3 separate regions of the Homo sapiens genome follow, and regions 1 and 2 are each linked to region 3. Evidence: chromatin loops called from intact Hi-C (ENCODE). Cell type or tissue: CD4-positive, alpha-beta T cell. All regions are shown on one strand. Links, peaks and the distances in the headings refer to the core of each region. The heading gives the core; the rest is flanking DNA.

What was found. Hi-C counts contacts between places; a loop is a spot of excess contacts. Peaks named below come from ENCODE experiments on the same cell type or tissue, not always from the same donor. Only the 100,000 strongest peaks of a DNase experiment are listed, where the experiment ranks them.
Region 1: it touches region 3 in a loop (4-fold over the local background); 15 of 110 quality-filtered maps call a loop at or near these places.
Region 2: a loop joins it to region 3, with 5 times the contacts of the local background. A loop is called at or near these places in 8 of 110 quality-filtered maps.

The regions. Positions count from the first base shown.
Region 1 is chr5:35,774,126-35,782,524 of GRCh38, forward strand. It overlaps SPEF2 (sperm flagellar 2), which reads left to right. Exons shown (of 37, transcript NM_024867.4): 29 at 2,132-2,270; 30 at 4,992-5,221. Among named protein-coding and RNA genes, the nearest start is that of IL7R, 79 kb to the right of the region's middle. In CD4-positive, alpha-beta T cell, for the core only: CTCF peaks have their summits at 3,637 (motif pointing right) and 3,847; a DNase peak (open chromatin) is centred at 3,706; H3K4me3 peaks cover 348 bases.
Region 2 is chr5:35,922,998-35,931,396 of GRCh38, forward strand. All of the region lies in intron 1 of CAPSL (calcyphosine like), which reads right to left. Among named protein-coding and RNA genes, the nearest start is that of CAPSL, 11 kb to the right of the region's middle. RefSeq lists a silencer at 1,930-2,224 and enhancers at 3,422-3,471, 3,562-3,641. In CD4-positive, alpha-beta T cell, for the core only: a CTCF peak has its summit at 3,652 (motif pointing left); a DNase peak (open chromatin) is centred at 3,644; H3K4me3 peaks cover 290 bases.
Region 3 is chr5:35,857,935-35,860,434 of GRCh38, forward strand. The region is part of intron 1 of IL7R (interleukin 7 receptor); the gene reads left to right. Among named protein-coding and RNA genes, the nearest start is that of IL7R, 2.3 kb to the left of the region's middle. In CD4-positive, alpha-beta T cell, for the core only: no CTCF peak of the experiment used is centred there; DNase peaks (open chromatin) are centred at 37 and 1,247; H3K4me3 peaks cover 2,500 bases; H3K27ac peaks cover 2,407 bases.

The DNA.
Region 1 (8,399 bases), core at 2,315-4,814, 81 kb before region 3:
ACATACAGCAAAGAGGTTGAAAAGCACAATATTCAGTTGACTGTTTTCGTTTGACCACGTGAGGACTAGATTTGAGTGTTGCATGAGTCAGATGTTTTGGCATCACCTAATCAGTCTTAACTGATGACACGATCTCAAAAAGAACCAAAAAGAATTTGGTAATGGGTTAGAAAAAGCAATAGCAGTAATTAAAATCTCATAAAACAGAAACAAAAGAAAATGTTGAAAGTTCGTATGATTTTACAGGTTTAGATAGGGACTACCTAAAGTAAGTGGTTTTATATTACAGTAAGAATAATTTAGGTACCTAATTAGGAAAATAAATTTTAACTAAAGGCTAACAGGCCCTGAAAATGAGTCCTTGGGAACAAAGGCCATAGGAGAGCCAGTCATATATCTATTATGTTCAGAGGTGTTCTTCTCTATAGGAGCTATGACTCCACAAAACATATTCTCCTTATGGCTCTCTGAATTGTCTTGTAATGCAATTCTAAATGAAATCTGAAAAGATCAGGAAACTGAGCAAACATATCCTAAGGGAAAAAAACACGGTCAATATACAAGATGACAAAACCACAAAAATGTGGCATGGGGTATGCCGAGACACCTTTAACTACTCAGTGACTATTAACTACTAAGTATGATTTCCATCCCTTGTTTCTCTCATTTTCTCTCCCCTGTCCTTCCCATCTTACTACCACCCACTTCTAAAACCCCAACAATAAAATCTGAAGTCAGTTGAACACAGGGAGACTGTGGCATCAGGCAAGTCCAGGACAGATGCATCTCCCATATTGCCTGCCCTGCATCTGATTTCAGTGGTTTTCAGTATACTTCATCTTTCAGTTCATTCCATACATGATCCTTAGTGTAGCAAAATTCATTTATGCATATAACAAATGATTATTGACTTTCCACTCTGTGCCAAGTCCTGTGATAGTTGCTGGAGACACACATTTATATGTACAAACATAAACAAAAAATAAAACTCAGTCTCAAGGAAGAGAAATGCAATCACTGTTGCATGTTGACCTGTTGACAGCTGGGCCTGTAGTCACAGCTACTGAAGAGATTGAGGTGAAGGATCGATTGTGTTTGAATCCAGCCTGGGCAACATAGTGAGATCCTGTCTCAAAAAAAAATGTGATATTGGTGGTGGGCATATTGGGCAAAGGGGACATGAGGGGAGTTCCTGACTTACCAACGGAACTAATTCTTGAGCGGAATTGGAAGACTATGGATAAGTTTTTCCAGGGGAAAAATTGGCGTGAGAATGAAGAGGAGTATTACGTGCCATGGCAGAGAGAGGGGTAAGAGGCATATCAGCTTGTGAGTAGCTTAGGACCATGAGGCATGTTCTGGGAAGGAGCGACTTGGGAGATGGGGAGGCCACACCATGGAGGGTTATCTAGGCACTGCCAAGAATGTTCAATTCTTCCCTGGTGGCAACTGGGAGCTAGGGAAAATTATGAGCAGTAAAGTGATTATGATCACATCTGCAGGTAAGACAAATTACTCTGGATAGTGTGGAGGTGGATTTGGATTTGAGGTGGGGGAAGAGAGTTAGAAAAAGTAGGATTGAGGCTATTGCAACAGTTTAAGTGAGAGATAATCAGCACCCAAACTATGCGATGATGATGAAAAAAGCCAAAAAGAGAAACTGGAAAAATTTTGGAGATAAAATCCACCAACCAGATTATGTGCCAGGATCGGTAATAGGCCCAGGGGCACATGGAGTTTGCCCTGATTTTAGTGGTGCTGAGAAATACAATGGCAATGCCACCCCAGGTTCTAAAGTAAGGAGATAAGCACGGTCCCCACTCCCTTTTCAAAATTCAGAAATTACCTATGCGTGTTTTCACATTTCATTTATCAAAGAGTAGATTGCTACAAAGTGCAATAGATAAAAAGCTCAATTATAGTTTTGGTTCAGATAATTTCTCAAATGACTCTACCACATATTACATTTTGCTTTTCAGTGAGATGGATATCATCTTATCTATTCTGGTATATTAAACGTGCACCTAAAGCTTCACAAATTGAAGCACCAGTGGTTTCAAAGTGAATCTGTTCATTAGTAAATGCATGCACTGCAATATGTTAAAACATTCTTATTTCTCTTTGCAAATAGAAATAGCCACGCAATTTCGACTTGAACTGATAAAGACAAAAGCATTGGCTCTTCTTGAAGATTTAGTAACAAAGGTGGTTGATGTATATAAACTCATGGAAAAATGGCTTGGTGAGAGGTATTTGAATGAAATGGCCAGGTAAAGTACTACATGACTTTCTGAAAATATGCTTTGTGTATTCTAAGTACCAAAATTGATGAAGATTTTTAAGGTATTTACAAATTTAAGTTAGTTACAAATATAAATTTTGGCCTTTTAGGAAATCACGTGTATAAACAGATAATATGAGCTTTACTATCATGTTTGTATTAACTCTTTTCTAACAGTAAATCATGCATCAAAGGGTTCTATTGCTATATTAAACTTTGCACAATATTTATGAGTTTAGCTGTCATACTAATCAATGAGAACCTTATTTTACAAGGTAAGATTATAGGTAATTTAAAAATAGTTTTTAGAAGTAAAATAATCCTTGATACTTTTCCAATGGTAGATTTATTATCAGTCAGAGCCAATTAAGGGGAGATTAAAAAGTCATTCACTGGAATGTTTTACCAGCTAGACTGATTCTCTTGTAAGACCAACCCCAAGTTCTACTTTTCTGTTGAGTTCCAAAGACTTCCCAGACCTTTGTTGCTACTGAGGGGCAATGACTCTCATCCTGTTAGTTCAACCTTAAAAGGTACAAAGAGGCAGGTCAGCAGAGTGAGTCATGATTGTCCAGACCAGGAGCCCCATCTTGTCCACAAATTAGTAGCATGCTTGATTGCTCTGGGCCTCATTGGCTTCATCTATACAAGGAAACACTCCAGCCAGGCTATTTCAGAAGTTTACCCTAGATCTAGATTCCAAGATGCACTACAGTTTACAATAAACATTTACTGAAAACTTAGAAGTTGCTACACAAACAGTATTCAAAAGGCAATTATTCTTAGAAGCAACAATTTTCATGTAAAAAGCAGCTGTTATGGTTCGTTTTCTCTGGTCCTTGTCTCATAGTGAAGTTCTTTTGTAAAGTCTTCAGCCTAGTTGTTTAGAACTATTGCTCCATAGTAAAACAAACAAAGAAACATTAAACAGAATAAAAAATACAAACACAAGCATAAGTAAGCTTACTGCAGTAATGCTTAAAATCATTTTGCTACTGGATAACCAAGTCAGTTACTCATCAGCATCACACAGTAATAATATTCATTTCTGTTCTCTGCCTGCTATTTTGAAATGAAAGTCTATCTTCTTCATTTTTGGGACTCATGGCTCCCATCCATGTGGCCATCCAGTGTAAATGCATATTTTAGCAGATGTATTCATATTTCTCAGATTTATATTGTATATGTCTGCCCTGTGAATCTACAGATGCTGTCATGAACTGTGGCCACAAGAAGTTAAAACCTAGAAATGTGATACAAATAAATAAATAAATAAATAAATAAATAAATAAATAAATAAATAAATAGCTGGCAGATCCCTTTGACCTTCAAATCCTGTTCTTATTTTCCTGGCACTTTTTTCCTTCCGTTGTTAAGATTACTCTTAGTAACCTTCCACTAGGTGGCGCGCATCTGTTTTAGTATCCTGATGCCCAGTAAAGGTATTATTCTACTAGTCATGTTTTACAGAGTATCGTGCCGGGCTATGGTTGGGTCTCAATCCACATTTGGAGTCCCTCCTCACTCACGTAAACTCAGCAGCTATCCAGTGACCTCCTCTGTCCCCGAGCACGCAACCACCCTAAAAGCATAAACTAATTGGCTAACACGTATTACATGGACACTTACAAAGACAACATTCTGGAGTTGAATTCTAGAGTATCTTTTGAAAGACAGCAACTAATGCTACTTTTTAAATTTTCAGTTATATGTTCAGTATGTGGTATATTTGGTGCCTATGAATTATATAAAATGAGATCAAATATGCATTTTTCTGTGTTGCTCACTTTCATTGTAATATATAAACAAGATCCTTTCTTCAATACAGCGATAATGCACTTATTCATGTATAAAACTTCTCTAGCCTTTAAAATAATTTTTAAAAGGTCATTAACTATACCCCCAGTACAGTTTAAATCTTTGCCGTATATGAGTTCACATTAATAACCATAAGATAGGGAGTGTTGCGTTGTTGATTCCATTGCAAAGACAAGGAAATTCAGAGAGCCCAGGATCTCTGGCTAGAGAGTGTCCTAGGATGAGAACTCAGATTCCAGCACTCTTTCTACCGCATCATAGTGGTTCCCAGCTGTTGCTGCTTTACCATGTTATCTAGCTAGGAATTGTTATTCTTCATGAAGATAGCAAAGCAATTTCAATGGATTATATACAACAGAGGCTATTCTGACATCTTTGTTTTAGATAACATCAAACTTCTTTGACAGAAATAGAGAAAAGCCACTCTTCTAGAAATACATTATTGAACTTGATTCACTTTATAATTCATCCTAATTCCAAATAAATGTAATTCTAATAGTCATGTTTTACAGAGTATTATGCCATATAACCTTATTCTGGTTCATACTTAGTATGAAATATAACCCTTGATATAGTCTTGCTTACATAGTAAAATATATTCTAATACTAATAAAAACTATATTTAATAGGTTCTCTTTAAGTTCAGTTTTGTGTAAAATGTGTAACTAGTAGCTGTTTAATAAGCATGCATTTTCTATTTAATCTGCATTTATTTATACCCTGCCTTTTTACAAAATAGATTTGGGGACAAATTGAAATTTATAAGCATGCAGATGGAGTTGTCTAAGAGCTATATAATCTGTTTACTTTTGTGTATATGTCTTATAAGCAAACTTTATTAATCTAATAGTATCTTTCATGGGGTTAACGCTATCCATTTTACCACTTTCAGTACAGAAAAATTAACTGACGTAGCTCGCTATCACATTGAAACATCTACAAAAATTCAGAATGAACTTTATTTAAGCCAAGAAGACTTCTTCATTAATGGCAATATAAAAGTCTTCCCAGATCCTCCCCCATCAATACGTCCTCCACCTGTAGAAAAGGAAGAAGATGGTACCCTGACCATTGAACAGCTTGACAGTCTTCGAGATCAGTTCTTAGATATGGCACCTAAAGGTAGGAAAAATAATTATCATGAAAAGAGCACAAAAAAAGGTTAAGATTAACCAGGACAGAAATCACTTGCCAACAAGTAAAATCAGCTCTATGGGATCATGTGGCACTAAAACATGCCCTTGCTTTGTTCTAGTTTATTAAATATTTGTTTCATACAACATAGACCCTAATTAAACAAGCAGGACCCACTGTGAATAATGCTTGAGCAGTGTGGTGGTCCTCATTCCTGGTAATTCCTCTCTCCTGTCCTCCCCGACCCTTGCTGACAAGTTTGTATATTTGAGTATTACTCCACCTGGCAGCTTACAGAAAGACTTTGTGCATACTTCTAGTTTAGATTTTATATTGAGATTATGAGTTTGTGTTTCTGTGAGGGGAGACCAGGCAGTAGAAGATTTCCCTTTTATGTTGGCCTTTTCCCTCAGTGCTTGTAGACCATAAGCAGAATCAAATAAGCTGTTAGAAAATGTTTGCTTAATTAATTAGTCGGTTTGTTCATATGTATGTGTAAATGTTTTCTGCACACAACAATTTTATCTCTTTCACATTTTATCAGCATGGACCTACAGCATCTGCACAGGCTTTTTTTATTCAGCCTTTTCCTACTTCCAGATATTCTTCAATGAGTTCTGTCGATTGATAGCACAAGTAATTCAGACAGATCACATAGGATTATCATCTCCACTTTAAAGGTCTAGATACTGACTCACAGAGGAGTTTAGCAGATTTTTTGCCTATGGTCATATATCATTCAGAACTCTGCAGATCCAAAGTTCTTGCCCCTTCTCACTGAACTAAGTTGCCTCTCATAAGCAGATTTCTTTTACTTTTCAACATATACTACTTATTGGGAAATTATTACTTTTCCCTGTAGCATAGTCAACTGACTTTAGTATTAATACAATGTTACTTTTTAAAAAAGTCCAGTATTTCCAGAAATTCACATCATATATCATTAGTAAAAAGAGCATTACTCTAAGTCCGAAAGCTTCCTTGCCAAGCCCAATAGGTGAAATTGGTGTATGTGTGTGTGCCTGGGTGAACCTTGCGCTTTGATGTGTCAGCTCATCAAATCAGCTAGAGCAGGCTTTACAGCTCCAAGGTATAAAAGCCCACACTTCAGCTGTGGAGGGACGGAGGTGCCATTTGGCAGCATTTGGGCACGAAGGAAACATGGCCATCAGCAGGTACAAAAAATCTCGACTTTACAAATCAGTCCATGAAATTCCTTCAGTCCTTTAGTCAGACAGAGTGCACCCTCTTCTACATGGTGCGAGCTCCACAATGCCCTGTTATTATGTACTTCCCTCTTCAGAGTTGCTTTTTCTCTTCATTTTATCCAGGCCATTATTTTACACATAAAATAAAAAGATAAGTGTAAGTGGATTCTAAACATGACATGTGGTTTGCTTTAATCCTACACTCTGGTGACTGGGAGGAAATCACTCAATTAATAGGTAAAAACTAAAGGCATCTGGGGACACTTGAATAGGTAGAAGTGGATTTTGAAAATTATCATCCACTTACAATATATCTTTCAGCAGGGACCCTAGTATCCATGATGCTAATCATAATACTTTCTTGGATCCAACCTCAAATCCAGAGCTCATATTTCCACTAAAAATTTAAAAATAAATTTTAAAAAATAGCAGCTATAACTTGACATGTGTCTCAGAAGATTAACTCTAGAAACCCTTGGGACACAAAGATGTCAACAGATAAATGTTTTCAGACTATGGGAGAAATAAGAAGGGAGGGAGAGGAAGTAAAGGAAGGGAGGGAGGGAGAAACGGAGTTGTTTTTTTTTTAATTTTTATTTTTTTAAAAGCAGAGTAAAAGGAAACCATTTGCCCTAGGAGCTGAGAGTTTAATTTGAAAAGGCAAGCAAAGAGGAAGGAAATATGAACAACTATTTGAGTTCTTTCTGGGACACAGTATGAATGTTATTCAAGTGCTCAAGAATGCAAAGCATCAGTGTGCCCTGAAATTGGTCAGGGAAAAGTCTGTGGAGCAAAACTTTGGAGGGAGAAATTGAAGAGGGTAAAGAGATTTTGTGGCAAGGCTACAGAGAATGTTTACAGTTAGGGGAACAGCTGCTGGAAACTCTGTAGACAAGAAGCGTGAGGATAGGAGCATGATGTTTGGGAAATGTTTAGGAGACTGCTCTGCTTTTCTTTCTCCAACTGCATGAACTCCAGGCGAGTAGAAGAGGAGGCTTTCTCTGTGTGAGGAACCACCTCCTCCCACCCAAGCTGGAGAATTAACCCATATGCAAGAATAACAGTTGTAATTACCACAGAATTTACAAGGCTATACAATACGGTAGGATTTGGGGATTGTGATGATTCAAAGTGAGTTATGTATGGTCTATGGGCAAACAGTTTAAACTCTTTTCTCTATTAGCTCAATTATACCATTTGAAAAAATATATATTGCATATATTGCTTTTTAGGTATATCTAAAATAATTAATAAGTGTTGGGAATTTGATTGACAGGAGTAACGTTCATTGTTATTATTCTTGCTATTCTTATAGAGGGCAGGGAAAAGTATTACTCCATTTTTCTGCATCCCAGAGTCACAGAATTGGAGGTTCTCTACTGATACTCTTGAAATCAGGCTCCAAACATTGACAATGGCCCTGCCTGAGGAAACCCATTAACTGCCACTCACCCCTTTTCCCCATCTCTTCTGGCCCCACAAAGTATACTCTGGCTTTTTTGTTTTTCTACCCCGGTTTGGCAATTGTTCACTTAAGAAACATGACACACACCCATCCGTCTTTTAAATGAAGGCTTTTGTTGTATTTCTTCCAAGAAATGGAAAACAATCCTTTATGATACCTTCCACTGTATTTACCCTAGAACTCTATAATTTCAAAACACAATCTTAGTGAGTGATAGCAGGTTTGAAAGTGTGGAGGAGCTGGCTGAACATGTGTGTTTCAAATGTGTGATCCTGCAGAACTTCCTGCTCAAACTTGCTATTATTTCTATGCCAAGAAATAAAAACATTTTCCTATATTATTTCATATATGCCCATGCAATCCATAATATCTAAGATGCAACTTTCAAGTTCACTAAAATATATTAAAACAGATGGATTTTTTTGGGAGGGAAGCATACATATTTATTTGCATATAACAGCCATTATGTTACTAGGCCCATGGTAGGATTTTT
Region 2 (8,399 bases), core at 2,315-4,814, 67 kb after region 3:
GAACTGGTGTCAACAACATGCCCTTCTCATTCTCTAAACCCACCTCAGAGTCTTGATCCTTCCCAGGACCACCATCATCTTTCCTGACCCTTGACCTTGCTTCATGATACTTGCCCAATGGCTGTCCCCAGCCACTCACCTCCCATTCTCATTTCCCATGACATCTCCCCTACCTTGTCCACCTTATTCATTTTGCTCTGGTTTTTCCCTGCCATCCATGACAGTAAGTGAGAATGAAGAGAAACAGAGACTAAAAACCAGTCATGGAGAGAAAGTGAGATCCAGCTCCTGGATCTGGGACAGATCCCCAGTGGGACCCTCTTTGCACACCTTCAGAATAATATTAAAGGCATCAGTGGTGCCCCCACTAGGTAGTAAGCATGTGTCCAGTTCCCACAAAAACCCCTTGAGTTGAACTGAAAACAGGAACTCAAACAAATGCACATATACCCATGTTTATAGCAGCATTATTCACAACAGCCAAAAGGTAGAAACAAACCAAATGTCCACCTATGGATAAAGGGATAAGCAAATTGTGGTATAGCCATACAGTGAAACATTCTTCAGCCATAAAAAGGAACACAGTACTGATAGATACCACAATGTGGACAAACCTTGGCCATGTTATGCTAAGTACAAGAAGCCAGACACAAAATGTCACACATTGTACGATTTCATTTATGTGAAATATTCAGAATAGGCAAATTCATAGAGACAGAAAGCAAATTAATGGTTGCAAGGGGCTGGGGTGGGAGGGCCAGTGGGGAGTGACTGCTTAATGAATGTAAAGTTTCCTTCAGGGGTAATAAAAATGTTTTGGAACTTGACATAGACGGTGGTTTATCAACATTGTGAATGTAATATACACTTTAAAATTGCTAATTTATGTTATGTGTATTCATCTCAATAAAATAAAACCCATGCACAGATGTTACTAGCTAGATTTAGTCATTCCACAATTATACATACTTCAAAACATCATGTTATACAAAGTAAATACATACAACTTTATCTGTCAATTTAAAAAAAAAATTTAAAGTGTGCTGGGCACGTAGTCATCCTGGTAAATTAGCAAAGGTTAAAAAAGAAAAACAAGCCTATGAGCTAGTTACTACTATTATTGGTATTTCACAGATAAAGAAATTAGGATGCAGAGAAATCAGGTAACTTGCCCAAGTCGCACGGAAACATGACTCACAGTAATCCACATGCTGTTAGAACTGTATGACCCTTGAAGATTCTCTAGTGCAACCTCATTTTGCAAACTTGGAAACTAAGGCTTGGGTTGGCAAAGTGACTTGCTCAAAAGTCCTGGCCAAGACCAAAACAGACGGCTTCTGATTCCTAAGGGCTCTTTCTGCTTCATCATGTTTGTGGTTTGTGAAATAACATATAAGAATCTCAAAGCACAGTTTGATGGTGCTTTCTCATAGGAAAGTGGGATCGAGTCCAGGAAGGCAAGAAACTGCCAGCCCAGTACCTCAGGCTGTCCCACCTCTTGAGGCTGACCCTACCCAGCGATGATGTTGGCAGTTTATTTCTGGAGTCTAATAAATTCAAGGGGAAAAAAGTCCATTCTCTCCTGCTAGCCTACCGTGAAACTTGAAATGCCCATAGTAAGCATCCCTTTTAATCATTGAATCACCCAGTTCACCAACCACTAGCTAACTGTATTGTGTACTCTTTTCGAGGCACTATGCTGGAATAGAGTGTGGGAGTGTGAGGAATTACTCAGAGGAGCAAGCCCTTGAATAGCCTAGAGTCTTCATTAGTTTGAATCCTGATCTCCTGTATTTAAGCAGAAGGGAAAAGTTTATTAAGCACCGGGGCTTTTAAGGAAGGCAGGATTGCACAGGATCTCAAGTGCATAAGGGAGATGCTCAGCTTTGAAGTTTCAATAAAGGCGCCAGGCACCAGGGCAAGAGTCAGTCCCCAAACATATGTCACCGACTTCATAGCAGTGCACAAAGTGTCTCTGCCTGTAGAAGACTCTGTCTGAACCTTAAAGATCCGGTGTGGTGACAACGGAGCGCATCCCTGTGCAAGGCGAAGAGGCTGCGCTCCCGACGCACTTGGCCGCAGCGCCACCACGTGTTCTCAGGCGTCTGCACATTCCCCCGGCCAGGCATGCGGTTCAGTCTCTGCCTTCCACACAGGTCTGCTAAGAGCTCAGGAAGCGCCATGCACTGTGCTAGGGGTAGGATGAAAGCAGGACCAAGACAACGCTTACAGCCTGGGGGCTGAGCAGGGGATGCAATCACAAGAGGACGGGAGGCTTACCTGGCCTGGGAGTGGGGCTTTCTGAGGACCTCTCAGAGGAGGTGATGTCTAAACTTTCATCCTAATGGAAGGTGGTAGTTATCGAGGCTGGGGACGTGGGGATAGAAGGATATTTTAGATAGCAGGTGTACCAACTACTCAGACTAAGGTGAGAGAGAAAACAATATAATTAGGAAAGTACAAGTATTTCAGTATGGTTGGAGAACAGAGGTATGGGTGGCAGGGGGAGATGAACAGTAGTGAAGATTCGGAGGAAGTAGGGAAAGGGGAATTGTGGGTAAAGATGAAACTGACCAGGCGGGCAGCCATCAGATCCCAAAGAGCCTGGGGTGCCAGGGTGGGATTTGGATTTTCTCCTGAGAGCAACAGGAGACCGCAAAGTTTTCTTAAAAAGGGAAAAATTCTTCTTAAAAAAGGAAAAAGTCTTCTTAAAAGGGGAAGAAGTCTTCTTAAAAAACAGGAGACCACAAAAAAGGGAAAAAGTCTTCTTAAAAAACAGGAGACCACAAAGTCTTCTGGCCGGGCGCGGTGGCTTACGCCTGTAATCCTAGCACTTTGGGAGGCAGAGACGGGCGGATCACCTGAGGTCAGGAGTTCAAGACCAGCCTGGCCAACATGGTGAAACTCCGTCTCTACCAATATACAAAAATTAGCCGGTCATGATGGCGGTTGCCTGTAATCCCAGCTACTCGGGAGGCTGAGGCAGGAGAATCGCTTGAACCCAGGAGACGGTGGTTACAGTGAGCCAAGATCGCGCCACTGCACTCCAGCCTGGGCGGCTGAGCTAGACTCCGTCTCAAAAAAAAAAAAAAAAAAACGAAAAAACGGGAAAGGCCGTTTGCATTGTAAAGTGAGAAGAATGGATAGGAAGGCGGGACAGGCTAGCCAATAGGAGACTGTTGTTTCCAGCTATGCTGCCTGGACCGTGTGGACGGAGAGAGAAGAAGAGATAGGAGATGGCCAGTGGCAGAACGTGCAGTTTGAGGGAGAGGGCGGACTCGGGGCTGGCATCCAGAGCTGTTGCTTGCGCTCTCCACTCTCACCCTCCAGTGGCTGGCAGCAAGGGAGGATATTCACAGAAGCCTGGAGATTTGGGGCAGAGGCAGAGTGTAGCTACGGTAGCAATGGTCCCATTAAGGCTGTCTCATTCCACTGTCCTCCCGGTGCACAACCAACTGCCACGCCAAACTCTCTCCCGCCTGGATTTTGCGAATTATTGTAGGAAGGATGTGGAAAGCTGTAAATGCATGGGGTCTGTATCTTCATGGTTCCCTCCGTAAGGTTCAGAGACAGATTTAAGAGGACCCTTGGAAGAGGGAACTGCTCTAGCCCTAGCCTGCATCTATTGACTTGTCTTTGGTGCTCCCTGGTGGCAGTAAGCTGAATTACATCTCTCTTCCTTTCTCTGTTCCTCTCCATCTGCAGCCAACTACCTGCAAACACAGAAGGGGATCTTATTGCTAAAGAGGCAACCCTAGAGATCGTTGATCCAGACACTATAAGGCACCAACGCTTTTACATCCTCTTTGTTGCAAAATCCAATGGAAACTTCTCACCTCACCCTCAGGAAACTCTCCCTCCTTTGACTTCTCTGACCGTACATTCCTGGTTTTCCTTTTTCAGGGAAAAGACCGTTCCTTGAAAGGGAACCGAAGCAGGTTTAGTCAGCTCGGATGAACTTAAGAGAAGAGCAGGGTTAGCCTGCGTTAAAGTGGAGAGGGAAGGACAGAATCAGGTAAATAGAAAGGGACAGCAAATGTGGTGTAGATGACAGAGGCGAGATGTGCTTGAGGAGGGGAAAGGAGGCTTCCCCGCTGGCAGGGATGTGCAGTCGCGATGGCTGGACCAGATTTTGCCTGGACAGTCTTCCTTTGCACCACACTGCTTGAGACAGCACGTACTGTGAGGAAGCTGTCCTGTTGAGGAAGTCCTGCAGGTCCAGCCTTGTGACAACAGCAGCCGTCTGCAGTCCAATTGTTCCGAGCCTCTGTCCCACCTCTTGATGCTGTTAAGCCCATTTTCCCCATAGCCAGACCATGTCATGATTTTTAACATTTTTAGGCATTTCTGTAATTCTTAGATACCTGTGCCATTACATTAGCTATTTTCAATAGCAAGGAACCTGGGGTTGCTATAATGATTCCATGTGCTTTGAAAACATTTTACTATGGGGAGAGAAGAAAGGAGAAAGGTATACAGTAGGCAGCTGTTGATGAGGCTTGTAGGGCATCAAGCTAGTTCCGAGAAGGTGGAAAACATTTGCCTTCTTTTAAATTCTCATCCAAGACAAAACATTCCCTATTTCTTCTAGCTCGGGCTTGATCCTGAGCACTGAGACCAGTCCCCCATAGGGATGGGGAACTTGATGTGGCTTTTGCTCTTTATCTCTGTACTTGGAAACTGGGTATAAGATTGAAATTTTGATTAAGACTTGGTGGACCTTTCAATACTTGAAATGTCATCCAGGTATGAGAAGAGATATACAACAGACCATGTCTGAAGGCAATTAATGGAAAAAATTAAACCATCTGCACTGGCTTTAGTCCATTCAATAAACTAGCTATTACTACACGGTAGATGGCAAAAACCCATAGTTCCTCAATAAGTTTCCCCTTGGAAAATGCCCTTCTAAAATAAATATTGCATTCCAGAGGTCTTAGTACAGTTGTGCTGCTAGAACAAAATACCATAGATGGGGTAATTTATAAACAAGAGAAATTTATTTCTCATTGTTTTGGAGGATGGGAAGTTCAAGATCAAGGTATCAGCTGATTTGGTGCCTGGCAAGGACTATTCTCTCGGCCTTTCAGATGGTACCTTGAACTATGGATCCTCCAGAGGGGATAAATGCTGTGTCTTCACATGGCAGAAGAGATGGAAGGGCAAAAAAGGGCTCAATAATTTGCAAAGCGACTTTTATTAACACCTTAATTTCATTCAGGAGGGATGAGTCCTTGTGACCTAACCAACTCCTGAAGACCACACCACTTAATACTATTGTATTGTGGATTCAGTTTCAACATGAATTTCAAACATTCAAACCATAGCACTAGGTGTTGAGTATAGCCTAGCAGGCGGCTAGGAAGTGAATAAATAGTGATGTCCTCCCGAAGAGACTGAAATTGAAGACTCTGACAGTTTGAATACGTGGCTTCTGCAGTACACAGAAGCCTCAGATAAGAGTGTGTGTCAGTGTTGTTGACATCGTGAGAGTTACTTCACGGAGCCCATTTGAGTTTGAATCAACTGAATGTGCCCTTAGTACCACAAGCTATGCAAGGCACTGTGCTAACTCTTCAGGTGATAATTATAGAGAAGTGCTTCTCAACTGGGTACAATCCCCCCCACCCCCAGGAGACATTTGATAATGCCTCCTGTGAGATATTTTTGGTTGTTGCAATGGAAGTAGGGTAGAGTGTTATTGGCATCTAATGGGTAGAGGCCAGGGATGCTGCTACACATTCTGCACAAGATACACAAGATGGCCCCTGGCAACAAAGAATTACCAGTCAGAGATGTCCGCAGTGCTGAAGTTGAGAAGCCCTGATATAGAGAAAGACCTGGGACCACCGTGGGTGCTGTTGAAAAACAAAGATGCCCACAGCACTCACCAAGCACAGTAAATTAGACTCTCTTGGTGTAGATGCTGCGGCTGGGCACTTTATTGTTTTTAGTTGGTTTTCCTGTATCCCTAAGTTTGAGAACATAAGCTACGGGAAATACAAGGTCACCCTCTAGTAAGAGGAGTAAGGCCTTATTATAACACAACACAGGGCAAGATAAAGGCATGAAGAGAAGAGGTAGTAAATACAGTTGTAACTATGCTGGGGGCCAAGTCCTTGTCTAAGGACTTTACATATATCCACACATTGCCTCATGTGGTGGATTCTATCAAATACTACTGCCCTATTACAGGAAGTCAGCAGAGACCTGAAGAACCCAGGTTACTTGTCTGAGAATGCGCTACCAGGGAGTAGCAGAGCCAGGGTTGAAAACAGTTCCTTTTTTTTTTTTTTTTTTTTTCTGAAACAGAGTCTCGCTCTGTTGCCCAGGCTGGAGTACAGTGGTGCGTTCTCAGCTCACTGCAACCTTGCAATCTCCGCCTCCCGGGTTCAAGCAATCCTCCTGCCTCAGCCTCCCGAGTAGCTAGGAATACAGGCACCTGCCACCACACCCAGCTGATTTTTGTATTTTTAGTAGAGATGGGGTTTCACCATGTTGGCCAGGCTGGTCTCGAACTCCTGACCTCATGATCCACCCACCTTGGCCTCACAATGCTGGGATTACAGGCGTAAGCCACCACGCCCGGCCTTGAAAACAGTTCTAAGTCACTGCATTCAACAGTTACACCATGATGTTGCTTAAAACCGATAAATTGCTTTGGGGACTCAGAGAAGGTCCATGAAGTAAGAGATGCAGGAAGGGAAAAGCTTCAGGGAAAAGAATGCTTTGGAGTGCTGCTAGATTTCATACCAGCAGAGAGTGAGGACCGGAGTGCAGAGCAAATCTGGGCCACTCACAGTCCCTAAACATGACCCCTTCTCCCATCTTAGGTCCTTGCTTGGGTTTTCAAATCCTTAAGGCTCAGTGTAAATACCTTATGGTTAAGAAGAAAAATTTTACTTAGCCTCTTCCTCTTGCAGCAGCTATTTTTTTCTGTTTGTTTTAATTAAAATGATGTGTGAGGGTTTTTAAATCAAACTCAAAACTTCTGCACTGATTATCTTTTATACCATTTACTATTTTCCCACAATTTATTTTAAAAACTTTTTCTAAAATGTATGAATATATGAAACATCTGGTTTTTGTTTGGATTGTCAACTTCCACATACCACATAAAGTATGACGGCATTTCATCTACACTTAAGTGACATAGCATACTGTGGAAATAAGATGTCACCGAAGTCTGGCATCTTACCACATTTTCTCTGTATCAGAATACATTTTCTCGAAATGCTTAAAATGCATGTTGCAGCCACTCTCAATAGGCAGGTTTGTGTAGAGCCCATTTATGCTAAACCATAGTCTTTACTTCTTTCTATTGAGCTTTGAGATGTGAATTCAGTCCTTATTTTAATGTTTGTGATATGGTACATTTTAAAAATAATATTTTATAAATATCATTGTGATAAAGTGTTTACTTCATACATATTCATATTTCACTTTATTCACTGAACCAGGGTTGGGGCTAGGGCTAAGTAAGAGAAAGGCACAATGTTTAAAGAGGCACACAGTCTCAGAATCGTGCAAATGTCAACCATACACTTGCCCAAGCCTGAGAATGATTGTCTCCTTAAATGGTGCACCCTAAACACCTACCTTGCCCCACTCTAGTCTTGGTTCTGCATTAATGCATGTTTATTAAACACCTATTATGTGCCATACAAGAGGAACGGATGAGACAGCCAAGCTTCCAACCCTTGGAAGTTTACATTCCTAGAAGTAGTTTTAACTTGATTAAATTTGAATTACAGCTAATTTTTTAGACACTGCCACCTGGTTGAGACAAAGTCATTCTATTTCCCTTTTTCTCTGCCCTATTCCACTTTCTACTGGGTAGGCACAGGAACCAGTTCTAGCCAAAGGGACCCAAAGGAAAGTGCTGAGAGCTCTGGAATATCTCTCTCATCTCTTTTGCCTTCCTTGTGCCTTGAGTGAGGATGTGATGTCCAGAGCTATGCCAGCCTCTATGCAATCATGAGGGAAGGGCCAAGGGAATCATATCCATGCCAACTTAGAGCCCTGACATCATCGAGCTGCTGAACTAATGTTGGCAACTTCTTGACTTCACGATCCTGTCTTGTAAGAAACATAATCTCTTTGTATTATCTGTTTAATCTGTTGTTGGTCAGGTCTTCAGTCACTTGCTGTCAAAAATATTCCTAACTGATACAGACGGCAAAAAGCTTATTCCTGCAATGTTTGGGCTGACCCTAAATATTGACCTTTAGCTGGGTAAAATAACTAGCAATCCAATGTGAGAAGAGACTCAACTACCCCTGAGACTCATGAGGAGAGAGAAAGTCACTCTATTATAACCTCTTCTCTCAGTAGAATTTTGTCAAGTAACAGCCTCTCCAGCACTTTTGACTATGAAAGAGAGCAAAATAAACAGCTTA
Region 3 (2,500 bases), core at 1-2,500:
CTTATGCATTTTGAGTCATGTAATTACGAAGGATGGAAATCCCTAGAATTTTCTCATTAAGGGAATTGTCAGAGAGTTTGACATTTTTTACAGTATATGACTCACTTTATGGGGGATGATTATTATTCTATGCTAAACTTTGCCTTGGATTTCCACAAAGACTGATGGGAGGCAGGAAACATAAATCTTACTCTCTTTCATGTCATCTATACTCACTAGTTCACCCTGGTGATCATACTATTTTTAAAATATATAAGAATGCTAGTTGAAAGCTGGGTTTTCACTCCAACTTTTTAAGTTTCAGATTTTTTAGAAGATGTATAATTACCCTATTCACATGATTACGTCAAAATACTTCCCAGTTTGGGGTATAGGAATTCACATTCAGTTGCTGCTTGTTGAAAGTTGTCAATTTTCTGATCATCACAAGGATGATCAAGAGAAGAAAGGGATACTTTTTAAAAATCCAAATCATTTACACTATTAATCAACTAACTCCATTCAGTAGGAAGAAGACTTCTAGATGACACTGGCTTGCCTATGATACATATTCCACACAATTTAAATTTTTATGGATAAATATGTCTAGATACCTATTTAAATATGAATAATATTAATTATTGAGCATTTAAAGAATAATAGATTAACTCATTATTCAAAAGCTCTATGTAATTTCAAAACCATAGTAATTATAACACCGTCAATTGACATAAACTTTTTAAAGAGAAGCTCAAATGTTTCATGTATATTTTCAGAATTAGAATTCTTATTTTACCTTTTCATTACTTATTTCTCAGAAAATATTATACTCATAGCTAATCCCTATTAAATCCTTACTGTGTTCTAAGCTACCTCTTTGTAAATATCCATTCAGTGATTGCTCATAGCACGAGTTTACATATTAGAACACATGTCTTAGAGAAGTTGCCTACCTGACAGAGGACCACAGGTAGAGTATCCAGAATTTAAACGCACATCTGTCCAGCTCTAACACCACAGGTCTTAACCACTGTGTACATTAACTACTCTTAGCCAAGAATTTTTCAGCTCACGTCATGTAGAATATTCTTTTTGTAAAATGCCATCACATTTTATAAGTCATTGAAGGGAATTTTTCTTGGTTACAAAGCAACTCTGCCCCATAATATCTACTGAAAAGCCAGTGAGCTGCTTCCTAAAACACAGCCATTTTAGGTGCAGGAAACAGTGTATAAATGGCTCATTGTATATTGTATGCTTTGCCAGACTGAGTGGCAGTGGGAGTCCTTTGTTATGTGGGTGCTGACATCTGCTAGAGTGTGCTGTCTCTATTGAAGAATCGTGAAGACAAAGCCGACCCACAGGATGTCTGAATCCAAATAATAATACATGTTCTGTGTATAGAATTGGTGGAAGAGAAAATGTCAGGACAGTGTGAGGACTGCCATGTAAGGTCAGAACCACTGCATTTAGAAAGCTACCACTGCACAGGGAAGAAATCTAAGTCTACAAAATTAGTGGGCTGTCTCTCATTATTTCGTGCTGTCATCAGAAGGAGGGCCATACCCTGCTGAAACTACATAAAGAGCTTTTGCTGGTGGCAGAACTGTGAACTGGATGGATTCTGGGAATGGCCAGAAAAACAAATGCCTGTGGTTGTGAGCAGTGCCCACACCCATGGTCTAGCTAGGGCTGTTTGAGATTTGTTGCTTTGACTGAACCAACCTGTCATTCAACTGGTTGGTCCATTCACAGTCAGCTTTATTAACTTTCCCATTTTCCCTACTGAGTTATTTAAGTAAAGAAAGTGCTATTCGGACAGCCCTTGGTCTCTGGGACAATCAACTGGGATTTGATTTTAGTATATTCTGTCTCCAGTGTAAAGCCTTGGAAGCATCTAATTTCTAGTACTGATGAACCAAAAATACATGGAAGCAGTCCTAGGCTCACACTTGAGCACTCTGAGAATGGCTTTGCTTACTCCAGATTTTCTCAGGTCCCAGTGGGTGTATATTTTCTGACATATTTATTCCAGCCTCACTTTCTATCATGTAAAACATACATACAAAATGTAGATTTCATTATAGGGTCTACAAAACAGCTTAAGAAACCAAATACTATGTGTGACAGATCACACTTTCCAAAAGTAATAGCAAAAAAAAAAAAAATCTGGTTCCCCACTTTCTTCCAGCATCCTGCTAGAATCTATCAGATACTGCGTCTATAGAAGAATCTATAAGAACAGAAGCAGTATGTACAACATTCACAGGAAGTTTCACCAAATCGGAGTCCTGCCAGATCTAATTTTTTTTCCCTAATCACGTTTGTCTCAGTCAGTAGCTTAAGACAATGGAAATAATCAGTGCCACTTTTAATTGGGATGCCTTTTTAGGCAAGGGAAAGTGACCTCTTAAAAAAGCAAAATTCTGACTGCAAGATAGCTATCATTGTCCTTCATTTAAGACAAAAAAAATACTAGGGAGGGAATAAATTATGATTTGTAATAAAGTGAAAAGTGAGA